Linked DNA regions of Mus musculus: all the other regions are linked to region 2. The links are chromatin loops, found by intact Hi-C in ENCODE. Cell type or tissue: heart. All regions are shown on one strand. Each heading gives the region's core, and the rest is flanking DNA. Links, peaks and the distances in the headings are about the cores only. Region 1 holds the start of Nlrx1 (NLR family member X1). Region 2 has its middle 11 kb from the start of Gm30373. Region 3 holds the start of Rnf26 (ring finger protein 26).

What was found. Hi-C counts contacts between places; a loop is a spot of excess contacts. Peaks named below come from ENCODE experiments on the same cell type or tissue, not always from the same donor. Only the 100,000 strongest peaks of a DNase experiment are listed, where the experiment ranks them.
Region 1: a loop joins it to region 2, with 3.0 times the contacts of the local background. A loop is called at or near these places in 6 of 42 quality-filtered maps.
Region 3: it touches region 2 in a loop (7-fold over the local background); 16 of 42 quality-filtered maps call a loop at or near these places.

The regions. Positions count from the first base shown.
Region 1 is chr9:44,263,235-44,273,187 of GRCm38, reverse strand. Nlrx1 (NLR family member X1) reads left to right here and starts at 5,001. Exons shown (of 10, transcript NM_001163743.1): 1 at 5,001-5,208; 2 at 7,331-7,444; 3 at 7,955-8,024; 4 at 8,397-8,485; 5 at 8,940-9,559. The coding sequence starts at 7,375. In heart, for the core only: CTCF peaks have their summits at 3,866 (motif pointing right), 4,926 (motif pointing right) and 5,712; DNase peaks (open chromatin) are centred at 4,467, 5,037 and 5,667; H3K4me3 peaks cover 1,328 bases; H3K27ac peaks cover 2,036 bases.
Region 2 is chr9:43,980,041-43,989,993 of GRCm38, reverse strand. No RefSeq gene overlaps it. Among named protein-coding and RNA genes, the nearest start is that of Gm30373, 11 kb to the right of the region's middle. In heart, for the core only: a CTCF peak has its summit at 5,194 (motif pointing left); DNase peaks (open chromatin) are centred at 5,193, 5,533 and 7,483; H3K27me3 peaks cover 517 bases.
Region 3 is chr9:44,104,030-44,113,982 of GRCm38, reverse strand. C1qtnf5 (C1q and tumor necrosis factor related protein 5) reads right to left here. Exons shown (of 14, transcript NM_145613.4): 9 at 9,254-9,402; 10 at 8,683-8,831; 11 at 8,468-8,578; 12 at 7,824-7,951; 13 at 6,012-7,740; 14 at 4,796-5,688. The coding sequence starts at 6,225. The coding sequence ends at 5,171. It overlaps Mfrp (membrane frizzled-related protein), which reads right to left. Exons shown (of 14, transcript NM_147126.3): 9 at 9,254-9,402; 10 at 8,683-8,831; 11 at 8,468-8,578; 12 at 7,824-7,951; 13 at 6,012-7,740; 14 at 4,796-5,688. The coding sequence ends at 7,516. Rnf26 (ring finger protein 26) reads left to right here and starts at 932. Exons shown (of 1, transcript NM_153762.3): 1 at 932-3,202. The coding sequence starts at 1,034. The coding sequence ends at 2,308. In heart, for the core only: CTCF peaks have their summits at 4,213, 4,422 (motif pointing left) and 5,920 (motif pointing left); DNase peaks (open chromatin) are centred at 4,422, 5,252, 6,032 and 6,752; H3K4me3 peaks cover 3,051 bases; H3K27ac peaks cover 2,983 bases.

The sequences.
Region 1 (9,953 bases), core at 2,039-7,038, 280 kb before region 2:
TGCAGGGTGTGAATGTCGATCTGCCATCTGCTATCATAAGCTACAGGAGGAGGTCTTCAAAGCACTTGGCAAGATGCCTGCCAGCCTTGGGAATCTTGTGGCAGGGATGTTAGGTCTTAGGCATATATCAAATTCATGAATGTGTATCCTATGAAATATTTGTGTCATACTTCCTGCCTGACCAAAACTTCACTGTCAACCCACACTGTCCTTTGTCGTCATCCCCACTTTTCAGATGAGAGAATGGTGACGTTGGCCCTTAAATAGTGGAAATGGAGCCTTGAATGCTGGGCATGTAGCTCAGGTGGCCAAGTGCTTGCTTAGCATGCACGAAGACCAGTCTCAGTCTCCAGTGCTGTAAAGTCCAGATGGAGGGGCATGCATGCACGTGTTATCCCAGAACTAGGGAGGTGGGCACAGGAGGATGGGAAGCTCAAAGTCACCTTTAGTTACTTAGGGATCGAGGCAAGCCTGGGTAACATGAGAGAGACCCTTCCTAAAGGTGGGCAGGGTGAGAAGTACAATATGGAGCCAAGTCTTCTGCTACCAGACTCCCTTCTCTCAGCACTGGTCAGGGCGCTTGGTCATGGCTGGGTCCGCAAGCTGTGTGTGGACACTTATGTTGGATGCATAGGTATATTCCCATAGTGGTCCATGACTCTGTCCGGGGCTCATGGAGCCGAGGTAGTGCCTAGGGGGAAGGGAGAGTGCCAGCCAGTGGTTTTCAAAAAGAGCAATGGGAAACAGAAAAGCCTCCAGAGCAATGGTTCTTAGCTTTCCCAATGCTGCGGCTCTTTAATACAGTTCCTCAAGTTGTGGTGACCCCCAACCATAAAATTATCTCACTGCTACCTCATAACTGTAATTTTGCTGCTGTTGTGAATCGTAATGTAAATATCTGATATGCAGGATATCTGATACTTGACTCCCATGGGGTCTGACCCATAGGTTGAGAAGAATTGCCCTAGAGCCTTATCTGCCTCCAGGATGGGAGTGGCAGGCACCTTACTGGGCTTACTCTAATTTTCTCTCTCTCTCTCTCTTTTTAAAGATTTATTTATTTATTTCATGTGTGTGAGTACACTGTCACTGTCTTCAGACACACCAGAAGAGGGCATTGGATCCCCATTACAGATGGTTGTGAGCCACCATGTGGTTGCTGGAAATTAAACTCAGGACCTCTGGAAGAGCAGTCAGTGCTCTTAACTGCTGAGCCACCTCTCCAGACCCCTAATTTTCTCTTTTCCTTTCCATTTTTTTTTCTACTTGGCCACCTATACCAGGGCTGAGAGATCAGTAATCAGCACAACACATTAGAGGCTTGGAGTGGGCAAGGGTTCTGAGGGGTTGAGAAGGGGCTTGAGCCCTGGTGGCAGATGGCCCAACAAGCTCTGTATTGTCTCATCTTTTCTCTCCTGGGTTGGGAAATTGAAAGAACCTACTGAAACCAGCCCCGTCAGCTGTCTGGGATGCCACAGTTGTACCGCAGGTAGAGGAAGTGTTCTGGTCTGGACTAGGATCTAGACTGGTTGGGTACTCAACTGTAGACAGACTAACTTCATTTCTTTTCTTTTCTTTTTTTTTTTTTCGAGACAGGGTTTCTCTGTATGGCCCTAGCTGTCCTGGACCTCACTTTGTAGACCAGGCTGGCCTCGAACTCAGAAATCCACCCGCCTCTGCCTCCCGAGTGCTGGGATTAAAGGCGTGTGCCACCACGCCCGGCCTAGCTTCATTTCTTACAAAGACTTGGAGCGAGGGGGAGAAGTTGGGAATCTGAATCCTAGGTTGTTTGAGGGGGCATTTAGGGGCCTTCTTCCTTGAGTGATGCTGATAAGGGGCTCGTCAAAAGTTAAAGATCTCTCTTGAATGTTAAGATTAAGGGTCAATACACACAGATGCTCTTATTTTTTCTAATACTCGTTTTTATTATTTATTCATCTGGGTGGAGCTTATTTCTTTCTTTCTATACAGGTTCTCATATGGTGCAGGCTGGCCTTGAACTTACTATGTCACCGCAGAGCTGTTCTAGCATTTGGTCCTCCTGTGCCTACCTACTAAACACCACACTTTCAAGCAGGTACATCTGGTTTATGCACCGAATTGCAAATTAAACTCAGGGCTGCGTGTACAGAAGGCAAGCACTATAACAACTGGGCTACATCTCCAGGCTCCTTCCTGACCACGTAGCCCAGGTTTTCCTTGAATTCAAAGCAATTCGGTAAGTGCTGGGATTACAGGAATGAGCATTTGGCTGCAGGTTGAACCTATGACCCTGCACATGCCCAGGCCTTTTAAAGCTGTTTTATACTTTTAGACAAGTTGGCTGTCATTGCCTGGGTTGTCTTTGAACTCCTTCTGCAACCTAGGTAGGCCTTGAATTTATAACTATCTGTCCTCAACCTCCTAAATAGCTGGAATTACAGTCTCTGACCTCCAAGTCCTTTGGTTGGTTCTCTTTTAAAACATAAACCTGTCTTCAACCCACACCAAACACAAGTCTACGCTGAGCTACACTCTAAGCCCCCAATGAAGTAGGTCTGAAATAATCAAACACCTTTGATTTGAAGTTCCACAGAGACTAGAGAGGGCCCCTTTGAAGCCAGGAATCAACTTCAGGCACAGAGGATACTTGGACAACAGTTCAGAGATTCACAGAGAGAGCTTTTGATCCCCACAGCAGCCCCAAGATGGGGCTAAGAGCAGTGGTACCACCATCTCCATTTACAGCAAAGGAACCTGAGGTAGGCAGAGGGCGACAGGCGAGCTCTCCAGACACTGCTCTTGCAACCTGCACATCCAGCTATGTCTGGAAATGGATGTTCTCTCTCTCTCTCTCTCTCTCTCTCTCTCTCTCTCTCTCTCTCTCTCTCTCTCTCTCATGCCCACCTGCTAGGCCCCAGAGACTGTATTCACAGCATGCTGCCTCTGTGTCAGGGCTCTCGCAAAGTGCTGGCGGGCAGAGTTGATCGAGATGGATCTCTGTGCCATGGCTCTCAGAGCACCTAGTGGCTCACACTGAGGCCAGACAACAGAGAACATGCCCACAGCATGACTCACAGTCCTTCTGTCTGCAGAGGCCAGTCAAATTATATGTTAATATAATAACCCACACAGTTGTCATATTCATAGAGGGAAGGGAATGGTTTTGCTGTGAGCAATAAACAATAATTGTAGCCAGGTCCAGGTGACAGTTGACTTCCCACGGCAAGGTAAGTGGAGAGAAACTACTGGACCCTAAATGTCACCCCTGAGACTATATCCATGGAGATGCTCATATTATTCAATCTCTGGAAGAACTTTATTTATTTATCCATCCATCCATCCACCCTTCCATCTATCCATCCTTCTCTTCTCTTCTCTTCTCTTCTCTTCTCTTCTCTTTTCTTTTCTTTTCTTTTCTTTTCTTTTCTTTTCTTTTCTTTTCTTTTCTTTTCTTTTCTTTTCAGGACAGGGTTTCTCTGTGTATTCCTGGCTATCCTGAAACTCGCTCTGTAGACCAGGATGGCCTTGAACTCAGAGATCCACCTGCCTCTGCCTTCTTGTACTGAAATTAAAGGCATGTGCTACCTCTACCCAGACTCTTTTATTTTTAATATTTAAAAAAATATGTGCAAAAAAATGTTCAGCCGGGCGGTGGTGGTGCACGCCTTTAATCCCAGCACTTGGAAGGCAGAGGCAGGTGGATTTCTGAGTTCAAGGCCAGCCTGGTCTACAAAGTGAGTTTCAGGACAGCCAGGGATATACAGAGAAATCCTGTCTCGAAAAACCAATAAATAAATAAACAAATAAACAAACAAATAAATATGTGTATGGGTATTTTGCATGCATGTGTATTTGTGTACCATATACATGCAGTGCCTGAAGAGGCCAGAAGAGGGCATCAGATCCACTGAGAATGGAGTTACAGATGGTTGTGAGCTGCTGTGTAGATGCTGGGAATGGAACCCAGGCCCTCTGGAAGAGCAGCCAGTGCTCCTAACGGCCGAGCCATTCTCCAATCTTAGAAGAACATCTCTTAAAATGCAAATATGCCCTTTTCCATGCTGCCCAGTGACTTTTTTCATTCTGACTTTTTAACAGCCAGTTCAAATGTCAGAGTCTCTGCTAGAGGCAGGTAGTAATTTTCCTAATAGTTTGCCTCGACTTCTGAAGAAATTCATTGTCAAGTATGGTGGGTCCCTGCATGACTTGCTCTGCTTGGCAGCCCAGGGTGAATGTTCAGTACTGGCCTAACACCACACATGGAATAAATGGACAATCGCCTAGATAAAATTATCACCATTGGCCTTCTGTTCCTATGGAGGGTAGACCACAAAAGCCTCTTCCCAGCCGGCCCTGAGGAGCCTCTCTCTCTGAGTTCTCTACTTCATGTCTGTTCTTTGCACATTGCACACCAGTGTTTGCATGTGGAGGCGTTCCTTGTTTGAAGGTCACTGTCAGCTTGGTTACGAGAACCTTGGGTGTTCCTTGAATGGAAGGGATGAGGGTTGGGGTTTTTAGAACACGGAAGTCCCAAGGCTAAAACCATGACGGGATGTCAGACAGGAAGAACAGGTTGGAGAAGGAAGTTATCTGTCGGTACCCATTCTTCCTTCCTGGCCAAAGTGGTCAGAGGCCCCCCTCTAGAGTCTTGGGACTGAATAACACAGAAGGGGAGGATCCAAGAAGGGCTGTCTTCTGCCTGGAGGTAAGCTACGTTTGTGAGCAGGAAGGGAAGTCATTATGCTCTGGGGATGAGTACCTAAGTGTAAGGAAGGCCTAGACCGGAGCTTTTCTTCTGAATCATCTACTTCCAACAGGGACGACCTGCGCCCGAGTCATTTTCTCTTCCACGCTTCCGTGTCTTCATCTGTAAAATGGGCTTCATCAAGTCCAGACTTGGAGGTGGATGAGGTCATCGGCTGGGCCTGACGCTTGGGAACCTGCAGGGGGCAGTACGGGAACCTGGGCCCTGGGAAGACCGGGTGGGGCCGGAGTCTCCGCCCCGCGCCAGCACCCCATTCCCCCTTCTGCGGGTCTTTGCTCAGTGCCCTCCAGTGTCCAGACCGGGCGGGGTGCCAGAGTGGGCCGGGCTGCGCGCTGGCTGGCGGGCGGAGGCGGCCTAGACGCGCCGTGCCGAGCGAGCCGGGGAAGCTCGGAGCCAGCGGGAGACGCAGGCCTCCTTCCCTCCGGGCCACGGCGACGGGCACCAGGGCCTAGGCAACCTGGGTAAAGGCCTAACTGGGTCGATCGCTCCTCCGGCCCCCGGCTGGACGGCTGCGCTGGGCCCCGGAAGCAAGAGCCGGGCAGCTGGGTCGCGGGAGCGGGCAAGTGGCACTGGGGATTCTGCCGGAGCTTGGGCGCTGAATACAGGCCTACTGGCAGCTTCACTTTGCCCCCCCGCCCCCAAGCCAAGTGGAAGTGGGAAAGCTATTTGGGACCCAGTTTGGTGGAAAAGCTCCGCAACTTCTGTTGCATTCCTTCTTTTGATTAGTGCCATGACAACTGCTCGATTAGAGAATTATCCTAGACCCTGCACGTCTTATCTTGACTCAGTGGACCTGGGGCTGATTGATGTCAATCCTGGGATTTGTCAGGTTTTCAGGACCTTTCTCTAATCCCCAGGTCTCCTGTTTCCAGCCCACTCAAGACCTCAGCCAGCTCCTGCTCTGGCTAGTTGTGCTCAGTGCAGCCTCTTCCTAAGTTTGCTTCCCTTCTGCCCTAGCGGCAGTGAGGGAGGCCACGCCAGCCTAGCCACATATGCATGTCAAGGAGCTGTGGGATGGGGTGGGCCAGAATAGACTCCTTGGGAAAGAGTACCTTGAGCAGTATCTTCAAAGAGTGTCTGGGATTCTGATAAAGTAAATGCTAACCAAAGTATAGGGACTGAGTTAGGAAGGTGAGAGCAAGAATCCAATAGTAGTCTTGGAGGATGAGGTGTGGGCTGGGGGCAAACCTGGAAAAATAGCTTGTGTGGGCCTGGGTTTCATAGCTGTCAAGTAGCTTAGGAGTTTAGGGAGCTGATTTCTGCAGGGGATGAGGGAGTGGAATAGGCCAACAGTGGAGGCACAGAGGACTTGAGGAAGTAGGGTTTTGTAAGGTCTGGAAGGATCTCTCTGAAATGATGAAATGAAGAGGCTGGCAAAAACCAGTAGGGAGAGATCTGTAAGACTGCCACCGCTGCCTGTGGGGGAAGGCTTCGAATAAAGAGCAAGGGAATAGTGTGTGAATCCAGGGCTTGGGGGAGCTCTGCCACAAAGTAAACAGAGGAGGGGGGCTGACGAGGCCAGGTTGGCATGGCTGAAGTGTGAGGCAGAGGCGGCACATCCTTGTGTCAAGCAGGAAGTTCATTCACACATCCATTTATTATTTATGCCAGCCTTACAGGCAGCTTACATAAAAGTCAGAGAGATGATAAAGTGATACAGCCATTAAAACTCAGCCGTGGCACAAAAGCAGACGGAAATGAATAAGGATGAGTGGGGGAAAAAAGCCAGGCTCAGAAAAGGCCTGCGAGTGAGCACAGGGCTCCTATCTGAGCTTGCTAGCAGTCAAGCAAAAATAAAACCTAAAAGCAGATGATTGGGCTGGATCTCGGGGCAGAGGCAGCTGTGAAACTCCAGTGCCAGGCAGGAGCTGGTAGGAGATGAAACAGAATCACTCAGGTTAGGATTATCTTTGCTGAGGAGAGCTAGAAGCCAGGGCAGGGTTTCAAAGGCTTCTTTTATACATATGAGGAAGGGCTGAGCCTCTCTTGGGAGATGGCCCCTTCTTAGATACTAGGGGTAAGGGTTCGAGAGAAAGCAAGAGAGGGAGGGAGAGGTGTGTGTGTGTGTGTGTGTGTGTGTGTGAGAGAGAGAGAGGTATGTATGTGTTTGTATGTGTGTATATTTGTGTGTGTGCGTGTGCCATGTGTATGTGTGTGTGTGTCTGTCAGTGCATGTGCCTGTCTCTGTGTATTTGTGTGCATGTGCCATGTGTATGTGTGTGTCTGTCAGTGCATGTGCCTGTCTCTGTGTATATGTGTGCATGTGCCATGTGTATGTGTGTGTGTGTATGCACATGTAAGGGAGGTTTGATGGCCGTACATTCACAGTACTGGGTTGTTTTTTTTAAATTTACTTTATTGGTGTTTTGTTTGTTCTTACGTTTTTCTTTTATGTGTTTATTTATTTGTTTATGGTGGGTGCAGGTTTGGCTGTGTGCAAAGGTCAAAGGACAACTTTGGGGAACAGTTCTACCCTGTAGGTTCCTGGGATTGAATGTGGGTCCTCAGGCTTGGTAGCAGGAGTATTTACCCCTTGAACCATTTGCCAATCCCACTCACACTTTTCTTTTTGCAGGGCAACAGGAAAGAAAGTGGCTCTAAGTGTTCCAGGCTCCAGTTTTCCTAGGATGAGGTGGGGCTGCCATTTGCCCAGGACCTCTTGGGGCTCTGGCCTGGGAAGAACACCCCAGCTACCAGGTAAGCAGGAAATGAAGGTTTCTGCTTTGACACCCCCCCGCCCCTTCTGCTTCTGGGTCCGGATGCTTCCAAAACAGCAGGGATCCAGACACCATTTCCAGCTGTGTGGTAATATAGCTGGGGTCCTCTGGCATGTCACCTCTTCCACCCCCCCCCCATCTTAGACAAGGGGAGCAGAGCTGGCCCTCTTTTAGCTGTTTCAATCTCATTTTTTTTTTTTTTATCCAAGACATTAGCTGCATGTTGGCTCTGCACCAGACCGTGGGTTAGGTTCTTGGTATATAATTGTGACAGAACCAGATGTGAGTCCTACTCTCATGGAGGGGGGAAATGGATGATAATCAAATAATCATATGGCTAAAGAGAAGATTATGTAATAATTGCTATTTAGGAATAGCACATGCTACCATAAGAGCAAATAAGAGGGGGGAGTTGATGTCAATGTCGGGGTGTGCACCGGAGGGGTGTGTGTGGATGGGCCTGCAGATGCTGCCTCTCTTCTCTCTGCAGATGAGCATATCTCCTTCTTGATCCAGTGGAGCTGGCCCTTTAAAGGGGTGCATCCCCTGAGGCCCCCTAGGTGAGACCTGGGAGTGTCAAGCCTCAGGACACAGCTAGACATAGCTCAGGAGATGGGAGTGGTCAGGGTCTCCTGGGAGAGAGGGTTGGGTTTCTTGGGGTGGGAAGGGTACAGGGCAACTCCCAAGGATCTAGAGGAAGTTAGCTTAGAGCGTGTAGGTACATAATAATGGGGAATGGGATCGATCTGGCAGAGGTCAGTCTGAGTCTCAAGCAGGCAGCAGCAATTAGGGTTGGAGGGGCCAGGTCTCAGTCCTTGGGAAGAGCAAGAGTCCAGGCTTCATCTTAGAAAGTGCAGACTGGACTGGACTGAGCCCATGCCAGGGTTCACCCCAGTTCTAAACCTCAGACCATCCCTTGTCTTTGCTCTCAGGGCCTTTATCCGTTACCATGGAAACTCGGCAGACAGTGCTCCCCCACCAGGGAGGCATGGGCAGCTGTTCAGGAGCATCTCTGCCACAGGTAAAGGAGTGGTGTGGAAGGAAGAAGTGCCTAGGAGGATGAGGACGGGCACAGAGGATCTACCACCATCATCTACTCCCAATCCCCCTCCCTCCTGTCATCTGAGCATCCATCACACTGTGCACAAGGACCATATACAAAGCACTGTCAGAGACATTCTCTCCCTACCTTGAGACAACTTTGGGTCCAGTAGCCAGGTGTCAGGAAGCCAGTCAGCCCAGGCTCAGCATAATTTGTTCAAAGACTCCATATTTTCTGTCATAGGGCTCTAAACCTTCTGAGTAACCTACTGGCTAATGGAGTTAGTTCTATGTGTTTACACCACAACGGGTCCTTGCATCTCAGAGTTCTCTGTGTTGACTCCCTACCCTGACCTATAGCCACCCCGGCTAGCCCGAAGAGCCGGCACCTCTAGTCCTTTACCTTGAACAATGTCCTTTGCTTTCTCATCCAGAAGCTATCCAAAGGCATCGCCGGAACCTCACCGAGTGGTTTAGCCGACTGCCCAGAGAGGAGCGCCAGTTTGGACCAACCTTTGCTCTAGACACAGTTCATGTTGACCCCGTGATCCGAGAGAGCACCCCAGATGAGCTGCTTCGCCCGTCCACGGAGCTGGCCACGGGGCATCAGCAAACCCAGGCAGGGCTCCCCCCACTGGCCCTGTCTCAGCTTTTTGACCCGGATTCTTGTGGGCGCCGCGTGCAGACCGTGGTGTTGTATGGGACCGTGGGTACTGGCAAGAGCACGTTGGTACGGAAGATGGTCTTAGACTGGTGTTACGGGAGACTGCCTGCCTTTGAGCTTCTCATCCCCTTCTCCTGTGAGGACTTGTCATCCCTGGGCTCCACCCCAGCTTCCCTGTGCCAACTTGTGACCCAGCGTTACACACCCCTGAAAGAGGTGTTGCCCCTGATGACTGCTGCGGGATCCCGCCTGCTCTTTGTGCTCCATGGCTTGGAGCGCCTCAACCTTGACTTCCGGCTGGCAGGCACAGGGCTTTGCAGTGACCCGGAGGAACCCGGGCCACCAGCTGCCATCATAGTCAACCTGCTGCGCAAATACATGCTTCCCGAGGTGGGTCGCCCCTTGCCATGTCCTGTCACTGCTGTTCCTTAACCTGTCCAATGGGGAATTTTACATTCTTGCCCTACATGGTCGTTGTGTAGGACAACAGTGCCTGGGTTTGTTCACCTTGGCCCTTTTCTCCTCTCCAAACTTGTGTGTTTTTCTATCCTTATTCTACACAGGTTAAGTGACATACCACATATAAAGTGCTTAGCTCAGTGCCCTGGGCCATAGTAGATAATCAGTCGTTGATATAAGTTTTTTGGACAGGTCGCGCGTAGTGGTGCACGCCTTTAATCCCAGCACTTGGGAGGCAGAGGCAGGAGAATTTCTGAGTTCCAGGCCAGCCTGGTCTACAGAGTGAGTTCCAGGACAGCCAGGGCTACATCACAGAGATCTACCT
Region 2 (9,953 bases), core at 2,726-7,725:
CTGGGTCAAATTTTGAAAAACATCATGCTTGAGAGGCTGCCTGAGGAGAGAATCTGGAGAGAAGTTAGGAGAGGGATATGGGGGAGGAGGAGAACACCAGCCACTGCAGGGGTGGGCTGAGGGTGTGGCCACACTGCTGACAGTGACAGGCCAGTGGACCAAACTGCAGAAGACCAAGGTGCCCTTCAGGCGGCAGCAGGGAACGGAAGGGTTTAGAGGGCACTGGGCAGGCCGTTGAGAGGATTCAAGGCCAAGGGAATGGTGTTGTGTGCTGGTTCCATGTGGAACGGAGAGAGCTCTGGCCTGAGAGAAACTTCCATGCCAGGAGGCAGGAGCAGGCAGGGGTCAAAATGTTTCATGTGGCCAAGGGGTGCAAAGTGGGATGCTGGGAGAGCTCTGATGCTGAGTTAGGGGGAGGGGAGTGCTCTACATTAGGGCAAGGAGGGAGGAGGAAGAAAGCCACGAGGAAAACCTTTGGTTAGAAGGAGAGGGGGGGGCATTACAGAGATGGCTGAGCTGGTAAAGACATGCTTGTATCGATGGAGGAGGACATGAAGTGGGTGGGGCATATCCTGTCTCTCCCACAGGGCCTGCACCCTGGGGCTGTGTTTGTGTGTGTCTCAAAGAGACACAGGAGCTGGACCTGGCCGGTTAACATGGGCGCTGACTCAGCTTTCTTCCCGGATTTGTCGTCTGTGTGGTCCATCTGCCCCCTCCCCCAACCCCAGTTATATCTTGTGTTTTTGATTTGGTCCCCTTAATAAATGGCTGGGAAAGGAGAATGGAATTCAAACCACATCCTGGGGTAATGAGATCTTTAAGGGGCTTTTCTTCCTTTTTTCCCCAATGCTAGAACCTGCTCCCTGCCCTCCTTGGAGAGACACAGATCTCTGATTGCCTGATGAAATCCAGTTCCATTTCCAAATAGAACTCAGCTGGCACAATCCCAGCAGCGGGTGCGAAAGCTTTGAGGAGAGCAAGAGAGTCTCTTGTGATCACGATGGAATGGCCACAGGCTGGTTCTTGGGGAGAGTGTGGCCAAGCTGGAAGGAAAGAGAGAGGATTTTCATGGAAAACCTGGCAGATTAGCATGCAGGCCTCTGGTTTTCATCCTGGAGTATGCAGAAGGCTCAGAGCTAACTGTGAGAGCCCTCATGCTGGGTGGGAGAGGTCAGGGACCAGGGTCACACTGCCCAGGAGATGGCTGTCTAGGATGCAAGTCAGATTCCCACTCTGGGGCCAGGGTGGAGTGTGGGTGTGCTGGTGGAGAGTGGGGTGGGGAGCAGTCTGAAGCAGGTTACAATCTGCTCTCCCGAGCCTCCTTATGGCCACTTCCCTTTGGCTTTAGTGACTGGGCTGGGATCAGTGCCTGCCACCCACTTACTGGGGATGAGGACTGGGGTTCCTCTCCAGCTAAGAGTCCCCTGACAGGGTCTAGCTCTAGCTCCTGGCCTTTCATCCTGGGACAGCGGCCACCTTTCTCTACTTCTCCTGACCCTGGGCTACTGCTTTACTGTGAGGTCTCTAAAGGTTAAGTTCCTCAGATAGCATCCCATCAGCCCCTATAAGGAATGTACACGGGCAAGGAACAGGCTCCTCCTGTAGCTGCCTCTCCAAAAGCTATCACAGACCTGCACCTGAAGGGCTTCTCCTTGCCCACCTGTGGCTTCTGTCCAGGTAGAGCTGAGGACCTCGTCCTGCCTATTGGAAACATTTGTGTCGCCTTCTCCACAAATCATGGTAGAGGCTGGAGTCCTGAAACTAGGCTCTCCCAGCTGTCCTGGGCATGCGACAGGAAGAGGCGTGACTAGAGACATGTGTGTTCTAGTATGTGGGTGTGAGCTTTCCTGTACCCTCAAGCAGTGGCTGTCTCCTGGGTTGGCTCAGTTCTCTGGAGCTAACGACATGGAACCCGGATACTGCCATACTCCACCTTGGTGATGATGGACTGAAACTGATCCCATAAGCCAGCCCCAATTAAGTGTTGTCTGTGCAAGAGTTGCCTTGGTCATGGCATCTGTTCACAGCAGTGAAACACTAAGACACTTCCCCTGTGGACACTCTAGAGGGCTTGTGTTTGAATACTTGAGTGGGGATAGAGGTAGGAAGGCTGAGCCCTATCTCTTAGGGACAGCAGGGGAATCTGCCACGTATGGTGGGGCAGACAGCCTTTATACTCAGCCATCCTTCATCTGCCACTGGACAGTTGTGCCCTCACCTGGATATGCAGTCCTACTAAGAGGTCCTGTCGCACTTCTGCAGTGACTCCCAGCTCTAGTCTTCTGCCTTAGCTCAGGTCCCCGAGTGCTACATATAACATACTTTTCCAGATCTCCTTGGCCTGGTACTCAAGACCCCTACTCAGACACGAGGGTTGCCCATGGCCAACTTTCCCTTCTGATACTTTCAGTCATACCCACTGACCTCTTCCAGTCTAGAAGACCTTGGGTCTTCTCTTGTTTTGCACCCCAGAGAGTGTACAACCTGGCACCTGTCCCATCCCTCCTCCCCTCGCCACTTCACCCCTCCTCTGCTCTACAAGTCACTCTTGCCTATGAGCATGAACTCCATGTTGCTACAACCCTATCCCCTTTTTAGTCCTCCCTGTCCCCTCTCTAGTCCTCCCTGTCCCCTCTCTAGTCCTCCCTGTTCCCTTTCTAGTTCTCCCTGTACCTTCTCTAGTCCTCCCTTCCCCCTCTCTAGTCCTCCCTTTGTCCTCTCTCTAGTCCTCCCTTTTTCCCCTCTCTAGTTTTTCCTATCACCTCTCTAGTCCTCCCTCCTATAGCTCTCATTTGGGCATGCATAGCAGTTTCCTCCTCAGAGCACACCCTTTCCTGTGTACACTCTCTGCTATCCTTGTGGCCTCCCTGGTGGCCTTGGGGCCACAGCTTTGTGTGGCTAGGAAACAAATGCTTTGAACACATTGAGCAAAGTTTTGCTGCTTCCCTGGGGCTGAGCAAGGGCAATAGTGGTACCTGCTTGGAGTCCTTAACAGACTGGATTGTGTTCTTCCCACCAATGCATTCGTTCTACCAACCCCAGGTAGACCAGCCAATACTTGGCTGTGCTTGGAGGTGGCCCTTTGAAAGGGACATCAATGCAAACTGAGGACAGATGGACAGGCCCTAATCCAATATGACTGATGTCTAACCCCAAGTTCATCTTGGGATCCTGACATGAAACTGAAGTTTAAATAGAAGGAGTGACGTGGTTCTGCCCAGCAGGGACTCTTCATTGTCTCAGCTCGGGAAGACATCTCTGAGAGACAGGATCTTCCTCTGGCTTGCTCCAGGGCCCCAGTCTTTACCTCCTTCCAGCACAAGCTTCTGGGTTGTAATTCTAATTTACTGTGGGACCGTTGTTTCGTTAGTAAGATGGGCAAGGGAGGGGCAAGAGCGTCCCTCTAGAAAGGATCTTCAGTCATGCCACTCTGGCTGCAGTGTCCCCAGGACAGCTTGGAGTTGCACGGGGGGTGGGGTGGGGTGGGTGGGGGGGAGGGATGAGGGCACTGCGGTCCTTTGAGGTGAGGGTACTGGGAGGCGTAGACTTCAGGGCAGGGGTGGAAGGCTGGAGTCAGGGAGGCAGAGGGGACAGGATGATGTATCTGGTTGAGGGCTATTGGGTCATGCCATCCATGGCCACACACTGCACATATATTAGTGACAAGATCAAAATTGTCTTGGGTGCCTAGAACTTTGGGTGCCTGAAGACACTGAACTCAGCAGAGGGTAGGGACTGTAGTAGTCAGGGTTCTCTAGAGGAAGAGAAGGACTCTCTCTCTCTTTACATACATACATATATATATATTATATAATATATTATCTATATTACATGATATATAATATGTAACATATTATATATAATGTTATCTATACATCTAATATACATATATATAGATATATTAGATATACATATATGTGTATATATGTATATTCCATATACATATATATGGAATTACATGGAATTTATTAGTTTATATGGAATTTATTAGCATGCCTTGAGGCTGTGGTCCAGCTTGTCCAACAATGGCTGCCTACCAACAGATATCCAAGAACTCTAACACCAGTGAAGGAGAACACTTGCCTGTGAGCGTTTGAACAGGCAGGCAAAGAGCAAAAGCGTCCCTTTTCCATGCCTTTTGTATAGGCTGCCAATGGAAGGTGTGGCCCAGATTTTAGGGTGGGTTTTCTGACCTCAAATGATCTGGACTTAGGGTGGGCCTTCCGACCTCAAATGATCTAATGATTCAATCAAGAAAAAATCCCTCACAGATGTACCCAGCCACTTGGGCTTTAGTTAATTCCAGATGTAATCAAGTTGACAACCAAGAATAGCCACCACAGGGATCTACCTCAGTAGTAGGGCAGCGACCTAGATGTGCAGGACCCTGGTTATATCCCTAAGACTCCGGGAACAGAACCAGGAGAGGGCAGTGGATGGATTGGCTAAAGGGCAGGAGGAAGTTCAAGGCCATTTGGGAATTAAGGCTAAGCTGTAACCATGGCTATGGCTCAGGGGGAAGAGAAGAGTCATGGGAGGGAATCTGTCCAAGTTTTTCCATCTGCAAAATGGGTAATGGCTATAGACGCTTGTCTTAGAGATGACAAAGTGTATTTAACAATATTGCTGTGTCACTGATGTAACAAGGGCAGTTCCACAGGGCTTGTCCCCCTGCTTTACATTGGCTTATTAACAGCTCTTTCAAAGATGTGACCACATTACTAATTGCATCCTGAAGCCACATGGTTCTGTGAACGCAGCCCTGGGTGGCATTGTTTTTAGCCCTGTAGACTGCTGCTGAACATGGGGTCAGACTTGTGTGGGGCATGCTTTGAACCCAAGGATTCATCAAGAAGAAACCAAAGCCTGCTCTAGGCTCAGTGCATGTCTCAGACCCCAGACCTGCGTGTTGTTCCCCCCTTTCAAGCAAACGCAGGGGCCATGCCTGGTATGCCCAGCTTCAGACGGTAATAATGAGCTAGGCTAGGGACAGGTAATGTGGAGTCCAAGAACTAGATTGAGGACATCCTGGGGCAAGGAAAGGACACTCTCCAGCTTAGAGTGTGGAGGTTCTTGGTCCTTAGCCTCCTACAGACTTGCCAAAACCAGGGAGTCTGATTTGACCATTCTGAACCACCAGGCTTGTGAGCTTTCTTGGAGCAATGGTGCCCTCTTGTGGTCTTCTTTGCAATTGCAGACAGTGAATGTGACAGCTCAGTGCTGCGGGAGAGTCTACCCCACCATTTCCAGGGTGACAGTCCAGTCTGTTTTTTATACTTGGATGTCCTGGTGCTGTCTTTGGTTGCCTTGGTATGTCCTTGTTCCTCGTTTGTGTCATCTTTGTCCCTGGCATGTCTGTCTCCTACTGGTGTGGGCTGTCTGTCAAATATCTCTTCCCATCAGCCTCTGTCCCGCTGCCAAATTCTTTCCTGCTGTCTCTGGCTCTCCCTACCCTGCTCTCTGGTGTCTGTGTCCCTAAGCTGGGGTCATGTCTGTTCCCCTCCAGTTGGAACTGGTTTTTGAGAATGCAGGCTTAGCTGCTCTCTCCAGAATGAGTCAGGAGCTCCTGGAGGGACGAGGGCTCAATTCCCAGCTCTTGCTGACCTCAGAGAGGGTGCACAAGGGCAGAGGAACTGGCTCAGCCGGGGACTGGGACAAGAGATTTTCCAAATCATGTTTATGGGGTGGGTGGAGACATCAGGAGTCATGGGAGAGGAATGAGCAAACTAGATGTGGCCTGCCTGGCACTGTGCCTGTCCCCCTCCTCCTCTGGGGAGGGCCCAGCATGTGCTACCCACTGCGAGGGGTTGAGCACGGCTGCTTGAGTTGAGCTCCCTATCTACTTAATTGTCATCTGGGTCTGCTGTGCCTCAGGGCCTTTGCACAAACCCCTTTCTGACAGTTTCTATCTGATGCTTTACCTTTGAAATCATCTCTTCTGTGAAGCCTTTCCTGATTTACAGTATCTGAGATGAGCAGTGCTGTACACCTGGCTAATAGCTCTTCTTCCCTACTGTGTGTCAAATGCTGTATTATCAAAGTCTGTCCCTTCTTGGCCCTCAATAAATACTTCTAAGAGGATGTCCTAGAGTCTCTCCTAGTCCTACCAGAGGTTACCCCTTCCTGACTCCTCCTTTCCCTCTCTGCATATATATATGTGTGTGTGTATGTACATTTTTGTATATATGTACATATATGTATATCTAAATATATGTATATTTGCACATATACACATATACATATATGTATTGTATATATTTGCACATATATGTATATATGTACATGAACATGCATTAATGCATATGTACACAGGGTGGATGATGCTTTTACAGCTGTGGCATCTGGTCCACGAGCTGCTCATTTGCATCATGTAATAAGGCTTATGTCTAAGTTCATTACAACTGTATTAGGAGGGAAAATTCAGTTCTTCAGTCCCAATAGACACACTTCAGATGCTCAGCATCCATGTGGGCTAGAGATGGTGGGGCCCAGGGGACAGCACAGACACAGAACACTGGTGTCACCCCAGGAAGTTCCATTAGTCAGCACTGTCAAAGAACAAGCTTTGGAAAACATCCTACTCCTGGATTCTTTCCCACTGTGACGAGAAGGAGGAGGAGGAGGAGGAGGAGGAAGAAAAAGAGGAGGAGGAGATCTCCATGTGTCCAGCTCAGGATCTGAGGGATGGGGCATCTGATAACATGCATTGTTGGATGGCTCGATGTATGGTATGTACATGTAGATATGGGTGGATATACATATATATGGTTATATGTATGTATATATGTGTATATAAATGTACAGATGTATGTATATATGTACCCATGTATGAATACTCGTTCCTGATTTCCTGTATTCCTGAAACTCCTATCCATAGATGCCCCAGGTTGGAGCAGCAAGCAGTGTTGCTTCCTAGCTAGTTAGTTTTGTCATTTGTACACAAATTAGAGTCACCCGGGAAGAGGGTAGCTCACCTGAAGAACTGCCTCCATTGGATTGTCCTGCGGGGTGTCTGTTAGGCATTTTCTTAATTTCTAATGGTTACAGGAGGGCCTAGTCCACTGTGAGTGGTCCTTCCCTAGGCTGCTGCTAGGCATGGGCTGTATAGGCCATCACCCCTCTAGATGCTGGCCATCATCCCTCTAGATGCTTGCCATCTGAGGCAGTCTGGAGATGAGAGCAGTGAGTTGGCCCTGCTCCTTGCCAGCTACAGCACTTGGGAGAGTGGCCCTGCCTCTCCACTGGGCTGACTCTGGAGGCAGGGTGTGGGTGAGCTAGCCCGGAGAGCATGAGAGTGGGAGAGCTGAGTCTGCTTCCTACCAATGGCCATGTGGCCCAGCCAGAGCAGTGCTGGGGAACCCTCCCTGGTGGGTGGTGCAGATAAGGGAGAGCTGGTATGCTAACCAGCTTAACTCCCACCCAGGCCCAGATCCAAAATCTACATCATCTGTGAACTGCTGGGGCATGTGGAAGGGCCAGTCCTGCTGATCCAAGGGTGCAGCATCTCCATGACACTGGGCAACAACAGGACGACTGGGAGGAGTCACGGTGAGGGTCTAGTACTGATGGTGTTTCAGAAGCCTCGAACCAGACCAATGACTCATTGCGAGGAGCATTTGCAAGTGAAGATGTGTGGACAGAAGAGTATACTATGGGACACACTGACACACTACAGCTTCCAGGATAAGATGTTTTCTATGCTTTTTTTGGTTAATTTTTTGCTTGTCTGTTTGTGTGGTTTTTATTTGGGGGGGGGTAGGTTTTGAGGGCAGAGGGTGGATGCAAGGGGGAGATGAGTGGGACTGGGGTAGATGATGTGAAAAAGAATCAATAAGCCGGGCGTGGTGGCGCACGCCTTTAATCCCAGCACTTGGGAGGCAGAGGCAGGCGGACTTCTGAGTTCGAGGCCAGCCTGGTCTACAGAGTGAGTTCCAGGACAGCCAGGCTACACAGAGAAACCCTGTCTCGAAAAACAAAAACAAACAAACAAACAAACAAAGAATCAATAAAAAGTTAAAAAAAAAATACAAAGTGAGTTCCAGGACAGCCAGGGCTATAGAGAAACCCTGTCTCAAAAAACCAAAAAAAAAAAAAAAAAAAAAAAAAAAAAAAGTTAAAAAAATAATACACTGGTAAAAGCTATAGAGGAAGATTAAAAAAGAAAGGAAGGAAGAAAGAAAGAGAAAGAAAGAGTGAAAGAGAAAAAGAAGGAAAGGCAGCCCAGCAAGCCAGGGGAGAGAGCCAACAGGCATCCTTGCTCCAGGACTTTACGCAGTTCTGTCTCGGTTTCCCTCTGTAGCTTGCTTTCGGTTAGTGCTTTTTGCAGCAGCAGAGAAGCAAGCTGAACAGCCAGCAAGCTGGCAGGCGAGTGAGTGCCCTTTGCTCTCTACAGGCACTCCTGCTTCTGCAAATGAGCAGAGGGCTGTTCATGGCCTTTGTTTGAAATGTTTGACTTAGGGTGGCGGTCAGGGCACGTGGGGGATGTAAGTGCTTACCGGTCCCTGCTGTTAATGACAGCAGGGCAGCACAGGAGACTCCAAGCTGAGCAGTATCACAGGATGGAGGTAGCCAAGGTGGCTGGCATCAAGGAGCTTTCTCTACAGACCTGAACCCGAGAGGCACTGAGATGCCTGGAGAAGGATGGGGTAGCCTCGAGGCCAGAATCCAGTCCAGGTCAGGGAAGAAAGGAGCTGAGGCAGGCCTAGGGGAATCCCTAGCCCTAGCAAAGCCTTCCTAGCAAGTGGGTCTGGACATCCTGGGCCTGATGCAGAGGAGGTGGGAGCTGAGCAGTGCTCTGTCCATCCCCAGGGGCTGCTCTGCACTCAGTCCTGGTCAACCTTATTCTGCTATGGCTGGCATGGAGGGAAGAGTAACGCCGATGAGGGGAAATCTGCCTGAGTTCACCACATATATTTACTCAGAAGCATGTTTATACAGATGCGCATACCTACACTCCATCACAAACACACCCCTACACACACACACACACACACACACACACACACACACACACACAGGAAAATGTGTACGCATACTCTCACATGCATCCACAGACATATACAGGTGCAAACATACATATCTCCCTCCTAGAACTTTAATGGGTCCTTGGCTAACCTATGTTATTGTTGAAAAGTGGCCTCAAGGAGACTGGATTTGGTCGGGGCCTGTGCTTCAGGTGAGCCACACCAACGTGAAGAGCCAGTGGGCTGGAGTGGGCTTTAAGACTTGGCAATTCTGGGAAGATAAGAAGCCCCCTCACCTGCCATGGACCCAGGGACTGGGAGGAGAGGGTAGCAGTGAACCAGGTCTTGGAACTGGGTGGCTTTGAGAGGTTGGTGAGTGGGAGTTGTCATGTTCAGTGACAGTGAAGGATGGGTGACACGGGCAGGCAACTTCTGCCACTGTCCTGTTGTTCCCAGACTTTTCTGATCTGTCTTTGATTCTTCAGCATCTTTGTGCCAGGAGCTCCCCCAAAATTTCCAGAAAGTTTTCTAGATCCCAGAGTCAGGCCCTGGGAGGTGTGCAGAGAAAGGATGGAGGGCTTGTTGTTCATCACTGCTCTGTCCCATCTGGTGACCAGGTCAGGCTGGGACACTTATAGCACAGGTCCTCTTGGGGTGTGGGTAGTGAACGTGTCTCCTGGGGTTGGGGAGAGGCAAACTCCAGGTTCTGGGTCTGCTGGCTGTCCCAGGGACCATGTGATGCCCTAGCTCTCTGATGGGGCCCTGGTACTCTAGGGCGTGCACAAGGAGCCATGGCATCAAAGGGAAAGCTGCATGCTCTACGACGCCTGAGTCATGTGTTTCCCTCCTTCCACGATGGATTGCGTGGTCTGGTCTGACCTGAGTGATGGGCTGCTGGGGACATGCAGAGTGTGAGAGCTTCGTTGGTGGGTAGTGACATTCGGGATGGACACTTAGGAGCTGATGGTGAACCTGTCTTCCCAGGGACCC
Region 3 (9,953 bases), core at 1,969-6,968, 120 kb before region 2:
ACAGAGTGAGTTCCAGGCCAGCTAGGGCTACACAGAGAAACCCTGTCTCGAAAACCCAAAAATAAATAAATAAATAAATAAATAAATAATGAATGAATGAATGAATGAGATGAGGCGGGGGTCCCAGCGTACGCGGAGGAGGTACTATCTCAGAGCCTAGCCCAGAGCTCCAAGAATGCACGCAGGATCGGGAGCAGGTGGAGTTGGGGCCACAACACTTAAAGGCAGCCTCATTAAAGTGTGGCTCTGGCTCTTTAAGGGGCGGAGCGGGACAGGGAGGGAAAATTATACCGACATGCTAACGGACCTATCACCACTTCAAAGAGGAGGGGGCGCTTTATAAACACATTTCCACCCCTCTCATTGGAAACTGTCTTTGGGCGCCATTCAAAACCACCAATGGTTTGTCGACATTTCTGCCCATTGCCCCTCACTGATTGGCCACAGGCTATAGTCCCGCCCCCTGCTTGCCACGTCCCTTCGCAAACAAGATGGCGGCGCCCAGTGGAGTCGAGGCCGCGCTCGGGATTTGCCGAGGCTGACTTTCCGTCCCGCTCTCCCTTTGGGTGCCACTCGCCGCGAGCGGGAGGACAGGGGCCGGGCGGGGACAGGGGCACTTGCGTGGCTGGACCGCGAGCCCGCGCCCAGCCTGCGCCGCCCCCACCCGGCCCCGACCCGGCCCTTCCCGACTCCGTCCCATCCTTGCGGGTCTCCTCCCGGTCTGACCCGTGGCCCTGTCGTGTTTACCGCTCCAGGCTCCTAACGCTGAGGTGCTTCCTCCGGTCCAGGCTCGCTGTCACTTTAGAGATGTTTCACCTCTTCGCTCCCGAACATTCCGCCTTCCAAGCCGGGACGCCGTTCCCTTCTGTAAAAGTCTTCCCTGAAGCCCACTTCTGTAGCCCTTGCTTCTTCCTTGGTTAGACGTTCGCATCCCTTCCAAATTCACTCCGATCTCGCCACAATAGTGGCAACCTTGACACCGCCTTCCCTGAGGAGCCAGCCTTCCTTTTGTCCTGAACTTCGCAGCCCTATCATGGAGGCTGTCTACCTGGTGGTGAATGGGGTGGGCCTGGTGCTGGACTTGCTGACCTTGATGTTGGATCTCAACTTCCTGCTCGTGTCCTCCCTCCTGGCTACCCTGGCCTGGCTTTTGGCCTTCATCTACAATCTGCCACACACGGTACTTACCAGTCTTCTGCACTTGGGTCGAGGATTCCTGCTTTCTTTGCTGGCCTTAGTTGAAGCTGTGGTCCGATTTACCTTCGGGGGACTGCAGGCCTTGGGGACGCTCCTCTATAGCTGCTACTCTGGCTTGGAGAGCTTAAAGCTACTGGGGCACTTGGCCTCCCACGGAGCTCTGAGGAGCCGGGAATTCCTGAATCGGGGCATCCTGAACATGGTCTCCAATGGCCATGCTTTGCTGCGCCAGGCCTGTGACATATGTGCTATTGCCATGAGCCTGGTGGCCTATGTGATCAACAGTCTAGTCAACATCTGCCTCATCAGCACTCAGAACTTCTTCTCCCTGGTGCTGGCCCTGTGGGATGCTGTAACGGGGCCTCTTTGGAGGATGACAGACGTGGTGGCTGCTTTCCTCGCTCACATCTCCAGCAGTGCAGTGGCTATGGCCATTCTCCTGTGGACCCCCTGCCAGCTAGCACTGGAGCTGTTGGCCTCAGCCGCCCGCCTGCTGGCCAGCTGTGTGGTTTTCCATCTCACTGGATTGGTGTTGCTGGCTTGCGTGCTGGCAGTGATTTTGATTGTGTTGCACCCAGAACAAACCCTGAGGCTGGCCACTCAAGCTCTCAGTCAGCTTCATGCCCGCCCATCTTACCACCGGCTTTGGGAGGATATCGTACGGCTGACTCGCCTTCCACTAGGTCTGGAGGCTTGGCGCAGAGTCTGGAGCCGCAGCCTACAACTGGCCAGCTGGCCAAATCGGGGAGGAGCACCAGGAGCCCCCCAAGGTGGCCCCAGGAGGGTGTTCTCAGCCAGGATCCAGCCACAGGACACTCCTCCTGAAGCAGAAGAGGAGGTCATCAGAACTGCACCAGCTAGAGGCCGAGAGCAACTCAACGAGGACGAGCCTGCCGCTGGGCAGGACCCATGGAAGCTGTTGAAGGAGCAAGAAGAGCGGAAGAAGTGTGTTATCTGCCAGGACCAGAGCAAAACGGTGCTGCTTCTGCCCTGCCGGCACCTGTGCCTGTGCCAGGCTTGCACTGAGATCCTCATGCGCCACCCTGTTTACCATCGCAACTGCCCGCTCTGCCGCCGCAGCATCCTGCAAACCCTCAATGTCTACCTCTGAGGACTCCCTCCCTGCCTGCTCATCCTCTGCGCTCCACACACCGGGACAGCATCAACACTTTGCCTCTGGGTTCTGGCCTGAGTCTTCTTTGCCCCCGAAGGCGGCGACTCTGCCAAGCCTCAAGCCATATATCCAGGACGTGTAGCTTGGAATACTCTGGAAGACTCCAGTCTGGGTGGGACAGAGTAACACTTTCTCTAAATCCTGTGTGGGGCCCTGAGATGCTGAGGGTGGTGAGTATGTCACTATGCAAGGGCCCTGAGACTCTGTGGTGGGCTCTTGTGCTGCGCCTGCCAGGGCCCACCCAGATGCCTGCCTCTAGGGCTGTCCTTCTCTGCTTCTGGCTCTTTTGTTGGAGTTTTTGGTCCTTTCCCCCAGGCCACGCCACGCCACGCCACATCAGTGTTGTTTGAGGATTTTGGAAACTCATGGGCCTTAGAGTGATCTTGATTCTTTTTCTCTTTTTTGTTTTTTCTTGGTTTGGATCTTGAACCTTTATGTTCAGCCAGAGCCTCTGCCCTGGTAGGTCTGGGAGTAGAAACTTGCAGATGCCCTTCTGCCTGTCACTGTCTTTTAAAGACTCCCAACTTGACCAGGACCTGGAGTCAGGAGTTTATCCCTGAGTACAGGGGTGCAGCTACACCTGGCTTTGGGACCATTCACCTTCAGGCACCCCAGCTCCATGGGGAGCCTCGGAAGGAACAACCAGATGTCTACTCATTCCCTACATGGCATAGAACATAGCATTCCTCCTGGGCTCTCTCCGGCAGTGGAGAGGGCATCCCGCACTTTTCACTTGGGTCCAAACGAGGGGCTGGGCCTCAGGGGTCATAGCTCCATTTAGTCGGTCGGACTGCCCAGTTTCTATGAATAAAGTTCTCTTGACAGCTCTAAGTGTGGTCCTTGGGAGTGGTCCTCCAGCAGCCGGTCAGCTGGTGTTGTCTCCAGGTCTTTTGAGAGTAGTTAGAATAAGAAGCGAGCAACTGGATGGCGAGCTTCAGGGGTGGGGATGAGGCGATTGTGCGACTGGCGGTGCCAAGAGGAAAGCCCACAGCAAGCATGGCTGCTTAGTGCCTGCCCTTCTGACCTGCCTTGCAGTCAGTGGTTCTGAGTCGCCTTCTCTGTACTGCGTTATAAACTCTTATGAGCAGAATGTGAACTTGTCCCTGTTCTTCCTGTGTTCCTACTGTGCTAACCTTTCCCCGTGGACAGAGCAGAATCTGCTGCCTGGAGGCCAGTCGGCCCTCCCATTCCTGGAGGGGCTGGTACTTGTCTGTGTTTTTGTTTTTTTTTGAGACAGGGTTTCTGTGTGTATCCCTGACTGTCCTGGGATTCACCAAGCTGGCCTTGAACTCCCAAGTGCTGGGAGTAAAGACGTGTGCCACTATGCCCCATGCCCTGCGTCTTATTTTGTGTCTTGATACAGGGCCTGGTACTGTGATGAGCTGGAGCGTAGGACCTTTTGCTGCAGGTGTGAACTAGAGCCTATGGGCCTATCTGGAAGACACAGGAAGCCTAGACGACCCCCCCCCCCCCAGATACAGTTCCCCTCCCACTGCCAGCAGGAAATTAGGGGATCACCCCCATAATTTAATGTGACATGTAGATGCACAGGCTCTGCGGCTGTTTTCTGGATGAGGGAGATGATGCCGGGCCCTCAAGGAGGTCCCTCTCCTTTGCATTGAGAAGTTGAGCAACTGGAATTGGCAAACCTGGGTGTGTTATCGTTAGTCTAAGTCTGTTAAACTGAGTGTCACAAGTGGTGAGCCCTCAGGGGGCCTGTGGTCAGCCTCATACTTTATGGTTTGGCCTACCCAAGCTGTGCCCAGCACAGTGGAGACAAATTCTCCACCTCAGCTTGGAGACCCGTGGCAGGGCTTGCCTCCCCACCAGGGGGTTGAAGCCTGGCTCCTTGCAGTCTCTGTTTAATGTGGAGGATAAACATTTTATTAGAGAAGATAAACTTCCTGAGCCGGGGTGGGGCCAAGGACCTCCTTTTCTTTTACTCCCATCTGGAATTCTTTCTGCAGACCTTAATATCCATTCCCCTAACCACCTTGGAAGCCCAGCCCTTAAATCGGTGTAGTCTGGAGCTCGGACACCCCCTTGTGGTCATCTCAGGAACTACTCATCTCTGGTCGGGTGGCAGCGATAGCTTTCTAGTTATCTAAGAAAGTGGGTATCTTTATCACTCCCTGGCATGCAGCCAGGGCAGCCATGATTGAAAGGTCCTGGGTCTTTGTCAGACCAGACATTGGCTGCTTCCACTTGGTTTGGCTTCTCTGAATTAGAAAAATGTGTCCCTTTTTCTGAGTGGCCATAGCCCCTAAACCAGAAGTTAAGCCCTGGCCAGGCAGGGGTTCACATGTATGTGGCAGCTCTGGGGAGCCAGTTATTCTAGTCTGCTTGCTTGTACCTCTGTATCATGGCCCCATCCCCCCCAGGAAGCAGCCTGCCCTGCATCCTCAGAAGAAAGGGAGAGACCAGTGGGAGGATTTTAGGTTTATTAAGTGACCTCTGAGAAAAAGGCCTGCCCTGGGAGCAGCAGAGATGGAGTCAGGGACCTAGAGGGGACACAGGACTAGGAATGGAGCATCCCACCTTGGAGTCCTGGGCCAGGACCCACAGCTGCCAGCCTACTGCATTCTAAAGTCCTGGGCAGAAACCCAGCCACTGCTCCACGCTGTCTTGACCTCAGACAGCCTGTCTCCATTCATTGCCAGCAGTGGGACTGGAAGTGGCTCCCTCTCTTCCTAAGTCATTCACAATATTCCAGGGGGCCAGCCCTCCTGGTATGCGCTGCGCGGGTTAGTGTCACACCCTCCACTGAGGAGCAAGTGCCAGCTCCGGGTTCACTGTGTTTTAAGCGAAGACTGGGGAGCTGTGCCAGTCAGAATAGACGAGAAATCCAGAGAAGGTACTGTCTGTCTTGATGCTGGCATAGATGCCAATGTAATCACCCACGCCCACCTGCACCCACACCTGGTCCTCAGGTTCTAGCCTTACCATCGCACCCCCTGAGAGCGAGGCTGGCTTGGGCCACCCCCCAAAATACTGGAAGAAAGAGGCGATGGACTGCCCGTTTTTGACAAGATCAAACTGCAAGCTGGCCCGGTAGACAGTGGCGTGCACAGCAAAGTAGTAGACGCCAGGCACTTGGCAGGTGAACTTGCCAGTAGTGGGGTCGTAATGGCCCTGCTCATTTAGCAGCACACGGTCGAAAGGTAGGGGTGTGTCGGCTGGCGGAGGTACCCGGCTCTCGGATCGCTTGGCACTGAAGGCTGATCGTGGGGGTACCGAGCACTCCCCCGCAGGCCCGATAGCCCCCATGGGCCCTGCCTCTCCACGCGGCCCGGGCTCCCCACGTGGGCCAGGTAGTCCTGCAGGGGATGGAGAGGGGAGAAATTAGGAGCCGCAGAAGGGTGACTATTAACCATCCTTAAGCCTCCCAGACTCCCTGGCTATTGCCTCCTGTGGGGAGCAGATCTGAAGTGCCGAGTAGAGGCATCAGGGTTTCTGATTCCCTGGGGCTGAATCACCCCCCTCCATCCGCAGACCACCTCGCCCCACTCCAGCCCGACTGGAATGGAGGGAGAGTAGCGCCCCCTGGCGGGACCCTTGACCCCCAAAGGATCCACCAGAGCAGTTGCTGTGCTCTCTAGAATATATGTACCCAAGCACTGCAACGAAAATGACTTCTTACCCGGTCTCCCGCCCTCGCCTTTCTCTCCCGGAGCTCCGGGTGCACCGTCGCGGCCATCACGGCCGTCACGGCCAGGCAGGCCTTGGCTGCCATGGTGACCTGGTGTGCCTGGAAGGCCGGGCTGCCCGGGACACAGGCTGGGGATCTTGTTGTCGTCCAGAGGAGGAGAGCCTGACACCAGACCCAGAAGCAGAAGGGCAAGAAGTGGCCTCATGGTGGTGACCCCGGAGGCTCAGACTCCAGGAACCTCTCTTGTAGTCTGTAGGCTGGGCAGGACCAGAGTTGGAACCCAGAATCTTAGGACCAACCTCGCGCCCCACCCAGGTGGAACCCAGTAGGTCCCCGCCCTACAAACATGCCTTTGGGGTTGAGCACTGTGTGATGGGGTGCCCCAAACCAAGAACTGGGAACAAGGAAAGGAGAGACAAGCCCTTCTCCATCCCCCTAGCTGGCGCCCAGGCTTTCCCACAGTCCCCTCCCCCACTTACCCTCCTCCTCTGCCAAACTCACCCCTCCCGGCTCCCCAGCACTCCCAGCTGCAAGCTTTGAATGGCTTCCTCAGACCTTCCTGCTGGCCCTGCTCCCACTCCTACCCCTACCAGGCAGCCCCTGTCCTTGCTGACTGACTCCTAGCTTCTGGTTGCTCCTTGCTGGCTTCACAGCGCTCCTCCCAGACTCCTAGAGGAAACCAGTTGTTCAGAGGCCAAGAACTCCAGGGCTGGGAAATAGCAGGGAAATAACTCGTGGTGTCGCCCGGCGGCCGGCCAAAATTGTGGGGATGTAGGGGGTGTGGAGAAAGGAGGAGGAGGAGAGAGTAGAGCCTGCATCACCAAGAGGCCGAACTGTGAGGCAGACACTTGGGACTCCAGTTCCCAGGAGCTGGAGGGAGGGAGGGAGGAAGGAATGGGATAATGATGGAGTCCAAGATCAAAACCCGTGGTGGGGGTGGGGCAGGGGTGGAGAACTGGATTAGTAGGGGGCCCAGGGTGAAGAATTTCAGAAACAGAGAGCCAGTTGGACCTCCAGGCTTAGATTGTCACTCAAAACAGTTTTGTTGATTAAATGAAAAAGATTGAAGGTCAGATGACAGTGAACTTAAATGGAAAGGGAGAAGGCAGAAGACCGAGACACGGAATCAGGGTCAGAGACTTGGATAGGAAGTCTGCTAGGCTGTCCAATGGCACAGCGTGGGGCCTGGCCACTGTCTAGGGCTGTCTTGGTAAATAAGAGCTCAGGGAAGGTGGAGGAAAGATGGTCCTGGTTGTCCTGGGCAGGATCAGAATTGGAACTCTGGTCCTTTTCCTTTCTGAGAAGCACCAGGGAGGATGCGCAGAATCCCTTATCCAGGCCACCCTTGCCCTTGTTTTCTGCCCTGACTCCTAGCTTCTGGTTGCTCCTTGCCCCGGCTCCACAGCACTGCCTGCCCTGCCCACCCACCCACCCACCCACCCACCCACATAGGTAGAGGAGGATGGGCAGACAGAGGGTGGGGGCTGGCTTCAGGTCAGGGCTGGGAGCAAGCTTCCAGGCTAGCTGCCACGGGCAGCCTGTTGCAGTTGAAAGGCCAGGGGGTGCCCAATAATGCCAGGCTAGACTGGCACTGCTGCTCCGCCGCCTGGCAGACGGAACGACAAGGGGGTAGGATAGTGCCCAGTGAGGTGCATCGAGGCACAAGCAGTCCACAGAGGAACCTCTGGAAAGTCTGGTAGCAGGGTAGACTTGTCAGACTCTGTGGGAGGAAAGATGAACATCAGGTGTCCAGTCTCCATGTGCCCACCCTCCCTATGGTCTCCCTCCTCTCTGTTCCAGCACCTTGTAGCCTCGGAGGATGTCTGTCACCTCTGTCTGCGTGGCCAGGCCCACCCAGATGTTAGGAAAGGCCGTGGTATTGTAGCTTAGTCCAAGGCACATCTCCACCTGGACAGGTTCACAGGTCAGGTCTGTAGAGAGGAGGGTTGAGTCACTGTGGGGGAGAAGACACTGCCTGGTCGTTGTTTCCACACGCGTCATAGGCACTTCTGAGTCTCTCAAGAGGCAACCACAGAAACGGTTTCACATACTCCAAGGAGCCCTGCTGTTTTCCAGAGGCTGTTGTTTGACAGCCTTGGTATCGCGTAGACCCCTCTGATCTTAGGATATGTGGAGCACCCAACTGGAGACCACTTGGGACCACTTCTGTCGTGTGGTCTGTGAGGTAGGCTGTGCAGAGGACTCTGGGTATCAAAGTGGATATGTCTCAAAGCCCCTCCCATTGACTCCTACATTCCTGTGTCCCTCTCAGATGACACGAGTGTACAATGCCACCACCAGCTGAGAGTCCTTGAAGTGGGCACAGGATGAGAGGAGAGAGGCCCAGCCGTGAACTCTCAAGGAGGAAGGAAGGGGGACTGAAGAAAGTGTGGTAGGGGCCTTGCCTGCTCTGACTGGCATGACTTGCTTAGAGGAAGGATCCTTACCTGGTTGTGGGGACAAGTGGCTGCTGCAGTTGTCGTTGCTGTCATTTGCACAGTCTTTCCATAAGTCACACATCCATTGCAGATCCCTATATCCTCCGCTCTGGCAGAACTCTGTGGGCCCACAAAGGTCTGTGGGCAAGGGGCATGCCTGTACCTACTGCCCTCCAGGGTACCCTTTAATGTTCCTTGGAGGATCCTCTGTTGCCCACACCCACCTGCCCAGGGACACCCACTCTCTGTAGTATTGATGGCCTGGTAGGTGGCTAGAAAGCCCCCGCTGCTGATACCAAGATCCGTCTTGAAGATTACAGCCAGCTGGTGCATCGAGGAGACAACGTTGAGTGGTGGCTCTGCTCCACAGAACCTGCCCAGGGCAGAAAACTATCCTGGGCACAGGCCACTGGCCAGCCCTTGGGGCTCTGGGCTGGGCTCTTGGCCATGCCAGGGCTGAGTCATGGAGCTTAGGGTCTGGGGACTCAGGCTGCTTGTTACAAGATGTATGACACAACTTCTTAAACTTGAGCCACTTTGAGATGGGGAAGAGTCGGGGAAGGCTGGCAATGCAAAGGCCCTCCCTACAAGTAGGAAAAGTGAGGCCACGCAACCGCAGAAGTGAAGGGCTTCTTGAGAAAGAACGCGCCGTCTCAGGATGCCAGTAGGAGAGATCTCTAGTTTATAGAGCAGCCGAAGACACTGAAGCTGGGGACTCCCTTGGGCCTAGCATATGGATCCTGGCCTGCCAGACGGGGGGGATGGGTTGCCCACCACTCTAGCCCTGATTAGTACCTGCCCAGGAAGCTGAAGGTTCCCAGGTTGCTGGCCTCGTACACTTCCACGTAGTCAAACTTGCACTCAGCCTGTGCTTCCAGACTGAAGTTGTGGAACTCCAGTCTTATCCCGTATCCCACAGGCACTTCGATGTACCAGGTGCAAAGCTAGGGGAGGGGAGACGTGATGTAACCCACGGGGACCTTCCCCTGCCCCAGCCTGGACGTACAGGGGGCTTCTTTGCCCAGAGCAGACTAGGCAAGATGTGGGTGGCTGTTGCCTACCTCACTTCAATCATGGTGCCTCTTAGAATAGGAAGTGTCATTCAGGCGTAGTGCCACACACCAAGTAATCCCAGTGCTTGGAAGGCAGAGTTCAAGGCCAGCCCAAGCTAGATGTCAAGTCTCATAGCAGCCTCCTGAGCTACACCTAGAGACTGTCTCAAGAAGCCAAGGAGCAGGGGTATAGCACAGTGGGTAAGAACTTGTATGACCCAGGGGTTGATCCTCAGAGTGGAAAAACAAAAAACCAATCCAACAGATGTGGGGTACTGGTGCAGGGGTGGGGGTGCACACTTTTTAATTCCAGGCAGAAGTGGGTGGATCTCTGTGAGTTCCAGGCCAGCCATGGCTACATAGTGAGAGCCTATCTTAAACCAAACAAGACCCCAGACCTGGCATGGTGGCCCATACTTCTAATCCAAGGCTGGGGCAGAAGG